2 separate regions of the Mus musculus genome follow, and region 1 is linked to region 2. The links are chromatin loops, found by intact Hi-C in ENCODE. Cell type or tissue: left cerebral cortex. All regions are shown on one strand. Each heading gives the region's core, and the rest is flanking DNA. Links, peaks and the distances in the headings are about the cores only. Region 1 has its middle 26 kb from the start of Gm36764. Region 2 holds the start of Sowahb (sosondowah ankyrin repeat domain family member B).

Region 1 (4,388 bases), core at 147-4,146, 62 kb after region 2:
AAGTGTGATCAACTACTGGAGTTTCAACATGACTCAGAATTAAAGGAATGACTCTCTAAGGATGGAATTTAAAGCTTGCAAGATGGGTCAGTGGGTAAAAGGACTTGCAGCTAAGCCCGACCACAGGAGTGTGATTCCCCAGGACCTGGAGTAGGAGAGAGCTCACTCCTGCAAGCTGCTCCCTCTTGACTTCAGCACTCTCACACATGTGAGAGTATATATGCATGAGGAAACACACATTAAATAAATTTATAAGATAGGTGATTGATAGCTTGATGTGTGTGTGTGTGTGTGTGTGTGTGTGTGTGTGTGTGTGTGTGTGTGTGAGAGAGAGAGAGAGAGAGAGAGAGAGAGTTTGAATATGCTTGGCCAGGGAGTGGCACTATTTGGAGGTGTGGCCTTGTTGGAATAGGTGTGTCACTGTGAGCATGGGCTTTAAGCCCCTCTCCTAGGTGCCTGAAAGTCAGTCTTCCACTAGCAGCCTTCAGATGAAGATGTAGAACTCTCAGCTCCTCCTGCACCATGTCTGCCTGGATGCTGCCATGCTCCTGCCTTGATGATAATGGACTGAACCTCTGAACCTGTAAGCCAGCCCCAATTAAATGTTGTCCTTTATAAGAGTTGCCTTGGTTATGGTGTCTCTTCACAGCAGTAAAACCCTAACTAATAGAGATATAGAGACAGAGATAGAGATAGAACTGGGGGCTGGAGAGATGGCTTACCAGTAAAGAGCACTTGCTGCTCTTGCAAAGGATCTGGGTTTGGTTCCAGCACCCATGTGGCAGCTGGCAACTGTCCCTAACAACAGATGATCTGGCGCCCTCTTCTGGCCTTTGAGAGAATTGGGCTTGCACAGAGTGCACATGCACACAAGTAGGCAAAACATTCATGCACATAAAATAAATCTTTAAAAAAAAGAAGAAAAGGTAGACTTCAACTTGGAGGTCAAGCAGGAGGGAGAGAGAGAATGTCCTCCCCTGCCACGTTGTCATTGTCCTCTGAGGTCAGCTGTTACATATTCCCAGTGTTTGTTTTTTCCACTTTCTGTACAGATGTGGAGGCCGTTCCCCTCTCACCGAGGTTCCCACAACATACTAGGAAGCATATAACATATCACAGACATGCCAGAAGTAACCGAATATTGTATGACAACACATGGACTCAGTGTCTAGTCTCTTCAGCATTTCATTGTCTTGTTTTAGCATTAATACAGCGGGGATGGAGAGCCCTCTACTCCACCCAACCATCAGTTGTTTTCAATTATGGATGCACTTTCAAGAAATAGAGGTTATTTCCTTAATTCCTCAGCAGCCTGCCATTAGGAAAAACAGAGTTCAGTGTTTGGTTAGGGTTAAGCTTTTGTTCTGCTTTCACGTGGCATTTAGATGCAGTGAGAAACACATCTCTTGAGTGTATGCTCTCAATTTTCCCAAAAACATTTCTAATGAAAAAAGATTCAAATGTACATGAAGCTGGAAGAAGTTTTACAACAGCTGTATTAGTCATAATATAGATTTACTCTACACATTTTATTATATTTGCTATAATACCCATCCATACTTCTCTCTTTTTAGATTTTTAGGCAGTTTAAATACTTTATCCCTGTGAAATACTTCAGCATGGATGATATTAGGGACATTTCTTATGGTTTTCTTTCACATGATACAACATTTGCATGATAGTAGTAAAATGCACATCTTGTGTTCCTTGAGATATTTGCTCTTGGGGGTTGAGCTCGGGACTCCATTGTGCTAAAACAGTTGTTCTCCCATGGCTACACCCCAGTCCTTCCATGAGTTCTGAGGAGCCCCTACCAAGGTGCAGAACAATCAATCCCCCCATGCCCCCCCCAACACAGGATCTACCCTACAGTGTTCCCACCTACTCCTTGCCCAGTTGCCCCACAGACAATTCTGGGTTTTTCTACCATACATTTGATTTACAAAGGACATCACACAGTCTCATTACTCTTGTGTGAAAGACTCACACAAGACTCATTACTCTTGTGTGAAAGACACACACAAGACTCAGCATTATTTTTGAAGCACCTTGCATGTTTGATTCCCTCAAAGGCCAGAAGAGGGCACCAGATCCTCTAAAGTTAGGAACAGTTGCCAGCTGTCATGTGGGTGCTAGAATTGAACCCAGGTCCTCTGCAAGAGCAGCAAGTGCTCTTTACTGTTAAACCATCTCTCCAGCCCCAGATTTATTTATTCTTCCTTCCTTCCTTCCTTCCTTCCTTCCTTCCTTCCTTCCTTCCTTCCTATCTATCTATCATCAATCTATCATCTGTCTTTTTTTTCTTTTTTAATTGGATATTTTATTTACATTTCAAATGTTATCCCCTTTCCTGGTTTCCCCTCTGAAAACCCCCTCCCCCTATCCCTTCCCTCTATCCCTTCCCCTGCTCACCAACCCACCCACTCCCACTTCCTGGTCCTGGCATTCCCCTACACTGGATCATTGAGCCCTCACAGGACCAAGGACCTCTCTTCCCACTGATGCCCGACAAGGCCATTCTCTGCTACATATGCGGCTGAAGCCATGAGTCTCTCCATGTGTATTCTTTGGTTTGTGGTTTAGTCTCTGGGACTATCTATCTATCTATCATTAATCATCATCTATCTATCTACCATCTATCAATCATCTATCTCAATTTTGTTTAATGTGCCTTTACTCATGCATATAGGTTGTATCAGCAGTCTATGTCTTTTTCTCTCTTGTCCTTGCAGTCTTGGGAACTTCAGCTAGGCCCTCTTACATGTCAGACATGTTCTCTGCCATTGGTTATAGCCCCAGCCCTTATGTTTTGTTCTTGTTGGGACATTAGTCTTCATTATAGAATGGACTAAGTGATTCTGTTAGTCTCTTGGTGAATACCTGGGCTGTTTTCCAGTCTGGGCCTTCTTTTACTCTTCTATCCTCATGACCAAATAGCTGACCAAGATGAGAGAGGAGATGGTTATTTTGACTCTTGGTTCCTAAGAGTTAAGTCCATGGTCTCTCAGCCCTGTGTTTTTGTGTAGCAGGACACCATGGTGGAGGGGTTCTTCATGGTGGACAGAAAGCAGAGAAAAACAAGATGAAGGAAGATGCCAGGGAGGTACTGACCTGTATCCTTCAATTGGGTCCCATCCCCTACCTTTTCATACTTCTAAATAACGCCATTATCTTTAGAGTCCATCAATAATGCTGTTATTTTTAGAGTCCATTAAGGAGTGATGTGTTTGTTAGTTCAGAGCTCTCAAGGTTTACCTGAGTATGGAAATGTCTTCCCAGATATACCCAGAGGAACACAGCAGTGATTTCCCAGGGACTCTACCAAATGAGTGGTAGATACTGAGTGTCACAGTATAGACTCTCTACATGGTCTTAGACAAGTCTTTTTGTGCATATGTGCTTTTATTTCTTGTGGGTAAGTACCTTGGAGGTATAGAGGTGGAATGTGAATGTGAAATATGAATATGGAATGTGCAGTTTGTAAATCCTTTGTGCACCCGTGAACTCACCATTGAGTCCTGGTTAGTTCATGCCTGTTGTAGGCAGTGCAGGAATCCCTGACTGACTGAAGTTCTATGTCAATGTCAACAGGGATGAAGCCATGTCAAGGACTCCAAAGCTTTGGAACCATGGGAAATTAGCAAAGCCATTGCCCATATGGTCCAGGGTCAAGAGAAAGACCTTTTCGTGGGAGTCTGTGTGTTCATGATGAATTAATCAGTGTAAGTACAGACTAGCAACTACAGCTTTCCACTCCCAGCTGCATACAGCCTGAGACTGTTCACCTACAGAGCCCTTCTACCGAGACTGGCTGCCCTCCATCTGCCTTACACAATCAACTCATGCTATTTCAGATTGTGGCAGGTGGCAAAACTCCCACTCAAATGAATCCCTTTACTATAAGTGTCTGTCCTTCCCTCCCTGTCCCAGTCAGGGTTCCATGAGTCAGCCTTGACCATGGGAGCCAGTGTATATAATTTTAGCCATTTTTGAGGGGTTGTAGTAACAACTCAATTGTACTTTAAATTTCCATTTCTTTGATAATTAACCACAGTGAGCATTTGTTTGGTTTTGATGACTCCATATTTGTTCCTGCCTTTATGAAGTATTTACTCAAAGGCCAATTGGAACCACTCCTTTGTTAGAGGTATTCTTTTTGGCGTTATATGCAACTTGTGAATATTTTCTCCGATTAGGGCTCTTGCTATTTTAGTGATAGCTGGTGATGAACAAAAGTTTTAAATTTTGGTGAAACGTAATAATCGTTTTCTGTAACCAGTATAAAGCCCTTCTCTTCCTGAGTCACAAGCATGTTCCCATCTTCATGTTTCCCACTAAAGCACCAAATGACTCCAGCGTTTATGTTTGTACTGATGATTCATTCAGAC
Region 2 (4,388 bases), core at 248-4,247:
CCCTAGGACAAGCAAGAGGACACCAAACCACTTGGGTATCCACACATCAAAACAATTGTAGACCTAGTAATTCAACCCTTAATTGAAGGTGAATGGTGTCAAAACCTTTGGCATCGGTCCCTCCCCTTTCTCTCCTCTTAAAGTACAGCAAGTCACGGTCCCATTCTGCCTCTTGGTCACTTGTACAACTCAACATATGTACTTGTGCAAGGCACCAAAGAGGGATTCTCCTGACTTGCCCATCTGAGGTTTCCATTTGGACTCTGCCTCCCACACTTGTGAATCTCACTGAGAGACTCAACACCAGTAAATAAATACAAGCACGAGCTGAAGTTTCATATAAAAACATTTGTTTCAATAACTACTTTAAGGCGTCAAAGTTATATGGAGTGGGAACAGCTCCTCCATGCCAACCCACTACTAGGTTTCAATTCTAGAAACTGCCCCAAATAGACAGAAACAGTCCTTCTTTCTGACCTAGATAATTTAAAGCCAAGGAGTCCAAGTCCTTCATGGAAAAGTACCAGGGTTCTGTTGGGATTTAAATGAAACACTGCTGGTGTGGCCTATCTGACAGACTGTCAACTGATCAGTGGCAGTGACAGAGGGCTTGCCTAGCACAAATGAGTACCTGAGTTTGATCCCCCAATGCTGGGGTAGGGGGATGGAGGGTGACCATACCAAAACATTGTTGACAGTTGCAGGACCAACATACTCGAGATATTCTTAGTGAAAAATCTGGAACTGTAAAGTGAAGTAAAAGGAGAGGAGAAAATAGAGAATTTATCGCTAGAAACGTGGCAGTCATGGGAGGCTGCAGAGACACAGACATTTGGGGTGGCTGTTAGGGAAGGTGGGGAGGGAAGGCTGCAACGAGGCTGTGCAGAAGACAAAGGGGCTTGAGGCTACAAGAGATAGGTACTGTTGACAGTATGCAAATCAACTCAAGATAAAGAAGAAAGAGAGTCACCCAGACCAGACAGAAATGTAGGGCTTTATGGATGAAGTGTGCTGCTGTGGCTTAACTCTTCCCTCTTCAAAGGGGGCTAAAGAAAAACTTGAATCAGGGTGGACTCAGCAGCCCTTCAACAGACCAAGAGAGTCTAGCGTCCCCTTTCCTGGGGTGGAATCAAATCCTCGTCGCGATTTCAACATTTTAAATGTGTGGAGGAAAACTTGCATTCTCAAAGCAAAGACTTCACAAAGAAGTCAACATGAAACAGATGGAGCGAATCTCTTCTCTTCACAAATCTTAGACTAAATTAAAAAAAAATAACTCTGGGTATCAAATACCTTAGCTAAGGAGATAATTCCTCTGGATTTTGGCTTCCTAGGAAATGACCTCTCTGATAGCGAATCCTCCCCCAACACCTCTGGCACTGAGCATTGTAATATAAGACAATGATGCCGGAAAATGAAAGGCAAAACCCAACCTTCGTCTGTAGCTTTCAGAGTGATTTCGCTCTCAGTACAGACTTAGGCAGGTGTGTCTGAACTCCTTGAAGAGAATGTCCTGGGAGCCGCCTTCTCAGTATCTTGTTATCGACAAACTAAAAGAGATTTGGTTTGGATCTCGGTGGGTTTTTTTTTTCCGGATCCCGCCGGATTCTGCAATTGGGAACCCCGAGCCCCTCCCCAGACCGAGCTAATAAAGAGAAACAGCGGGGAGCCAATCTATTGGACCCTGACCCGTGAAGACTCTAGCTGTAACTCGTGCCGCGGGGAGAGAGGGACCTAGTCGACCTCCCTCTGCTTTAGTTTCTAGCCTGGCGGGCACTCTGAGGGACAGCCAGTCGCCTACCTGCCTGACATCTCCCAGGCCTCGGGGTAGCTGCGCGCCCGGGAGAGCTGTTCCCCTCCGGCTCAGTTCGCCCTCGGCCTCACCTCCCACGCTGCCCGCGACTGTGACCAGCCTGACTCACCCCGGACGGGTGGCGGGGGTTGGGGGATACTTCAGAAGGCGGAGGTACTGGAGGCGGGCTGAGCCCTTCCCCCAGAGCCCAGGAGGAGGCGTAGCCAGAGCGCAGGTGAAACCGACTCCGACCTATCCCGGGAACTTTCGCTGCGGGGACTCGCTGCGACAGGCCAGCGTCGTTCAGGGGCGGCCCAGGAGCCGCCCCCTGCCACCAGGGTTGCGCGCGGGGACTCTGCCTGGGCACCCGCCCCTAGGGACCCTCGGCCCTCCTGGAGCGCCCTGGGGATGCGGGCGGCGCCGGCCTCCGCGGCTGATGGAGGCGGGTGGCGCCACCCTGGGCGCAGGTGACACTCTCCAGGCCTGGGTTTCGGTCGAAGGGGAAGTGCGCTGGGAGCTCGAGACGCAGCCGCCCCAGGGACTAAGGACCCAGCAGCGATGGCCGGAGAGCTGAGCCAGGAGGCACTGCTGGACTTTCTGTGCCAGGCCGGGGGCCGAGTGCGTAACGCAGAGCTGCTGAGCCACTTCAAGAGCTTCCTGCGCGACCCTCACGTGTCTCCAGGCCAGCTGCAGGAGCGTCGCGAGCGCTTCAAGGGCTTCGTGAACTCGGTGGCCGCAGTGCGCCAGGACCCCGACGGCACCAAGTACGTGGTGCTCAAGAGGAGGTACAGGGACCTACTGGGGGAGGAGGGCCTGCAGCGACCGGGCCCTGTAGATGGAAAGCCGCGGGGCCACCGCCGCCGTGACCCGGAGCCGCAGAAGCCGCCGGCAGGTGCGGGGACCCAGGTGGACGTAGGTGGCAGCGCGCAGAAGGTGGCCGGGCCAGACCCCAGCCCGGAGGACAGCCCGAACCAGAGGACACCGGAGCCAGAGGCTGCTCAAGCCAGAGGCAGGTGTGCGGCTGTGGGGACGCGAGGACGCTGCTGCTGGGAGTGCCAGCAGAACGGCTGGGGACAGTCCACCGGACAGCCGCTGCCAGAAGATCTCGGAGACCCTGCAGTCGCCTGCGAGAAGCCGGAGCGCGCTGCACCTGCCCGGGATGACCTCGGAGCTCCGGGGTGGCTGAGGGAAGGAGAGGCCGCCGAGCACGCGCCTGGATCTGTACCGCCTGTCTGGCCTCCGACCGCCGTCGAGGCTGCTGGCAGCCCGACGTCCCCGCCTGCTCTCCCGCCCCACCCGGCGCCCTCCAGAGAGCCACTGGAGCTGTTTACCGCCGGCTCCCCGAACCATTCAACCCAGCAGCTGCAGCAACAGCACCAGCGCACTCAAGAGTGGGTAGCCAGATACCTGCAGGTGCCTGAGCCCGAGATCCAGGCGCCCACTCGCGCCTGGTCGGTGTTGCCAGACAACTTCCTCCAGCTACCTTCAGAAACCGCCTTTGGGGTCTCGGAGACCAGCTCGGCGCTGCCAGAGCCCGCTCTGTCTTTTCATTCTCTCCTTCCCGTGGTTCTCGATGAGTCCTCAGAATCCTGGCCAGGGAACGCTCCATCTACCGTCTTTCGAAGCATTCGTTGTCAGCTGTCCCTCCAGGATCTGAATGACTTTGTGGAGCAAGAGAGCCATGGAAGTGAGGAGAGCAGCAGTGGACCCAAAGAATCTCCCGGAACCCCCGAAGAGGGGCTGCAACCTGTCTTGAGAACTTCCTCCTGGGGGGAGCTCAGGGATCCAGTTGAGGATCTGTTTTTGCCACCAAACGACAGCCCTTGCCTGATCCGGCGGGACCTCGGATATAGAGGGAATGCGCCCAGTTTTCGGAAGGTCCCAACAGTGGCTAAAAGCCTTGGAGACCACCCCCAAGAGCCCTTCCCTGCCCTCAAGTTCCGAAGGTCTGTCAGGAGGAGCTCTCGAACAGGAAGAACCAAATCTCCTTCTTCCTCAGACGAGGAGCATCCTGATGAGGACTTGTGGAAAAGGAGTCGGCGCCCACCTCGGTCCAGGAAACCTTCCAAGGCAGGAGCCCTGCCCAGCCCAAGGGTGGATGCTGTTTTGGTACAGAAATTGGCAGATGCTAATGCTGTGGCCAGTCAGCCACACTCTTCATGGATCCCAAGCAGGGATGGATCTGCAGCCTTGATACCCCACAGACCTTCTGAGCACAGGTCCCCCCTTGTCCCTCTAGACACCAGGGAGCATGAGTGGATTGTGAGGCTTGCCAGTGGTTCCTGGCTTCACGTGCTGACTTTGTTCTGGGAGGACCCCCAGCTGGCTTTGCACAGAGACTTCCTGACTGGGTACACAGCCTTGCACTGGATAGCAAAGCATGGTGACCTGTGTGCCCTTCAGGATTTGGTCTCTGGAGCCCAGAAGGCGGGCATTGCACTAGATGTAAATGTGAGGTCCAGTTGTGGCTATACCCCACTGCACCTTGCAGCTATTCACGGGCACCAGGGAGTCATCAAATTGCTAGTGCAAAGACTGGCTTCTCGGGTGAACATTCGGGACTGCAGTGGCAAGAAGCCATGGCAGTATCTGAACA

What was found. Hi-C counts contacts between places; a loop is a spot of excess contacts. Peaks named below come from ENCODE experiments on the same cell type or tissue, not always from the same donor. Only the 100,000 strongest peaks of a DNase experiment are listed, where the experiment ranks them.
Region 1: a loop joins it to region 2, with 4 times the contacts of the local background. A loop is called at or near these places in 1 of 42 quality-filtered maps.

The regions. Positions count from the first base shown.
Region 1 is chr5:92,980,558-92,984,945 of GRCm38, reverse strand. No RefSeq gene overlaps it. Among named protein-coding and RNA genes, the nearest start is that of Gm36764, 26 kb to the left of the region's middle. In left cerebral cortex, for the core only: CTCF peaks have their summits at 818 (motif pointing left) and 2,073 (motif pointing right); a DNase peak (open chromatin) is centred at 3,857.
Region 2 is chr5:93,042,821-93,047,208 of GRCm38, reverse strand. It overlaps Sowahb (sosondowah ankyrin repeat domain family member B), which reads left to right and starts at 2,187. Exons shown (of 1, transcript NM_175270.4): 1 at 2,187-4,388. The coding sequence starts at 2,351. In left cerebral cortex, for the core only: a CTCF peak has its summit at 1,998; DNase peaks (open chromatin) are centred at 2,471, 3,243, 3,577, 3,856 and 4 more places; H3K4me3 peaks cover 3,350 bases; H3K27ac peaks cover 3,817 bases.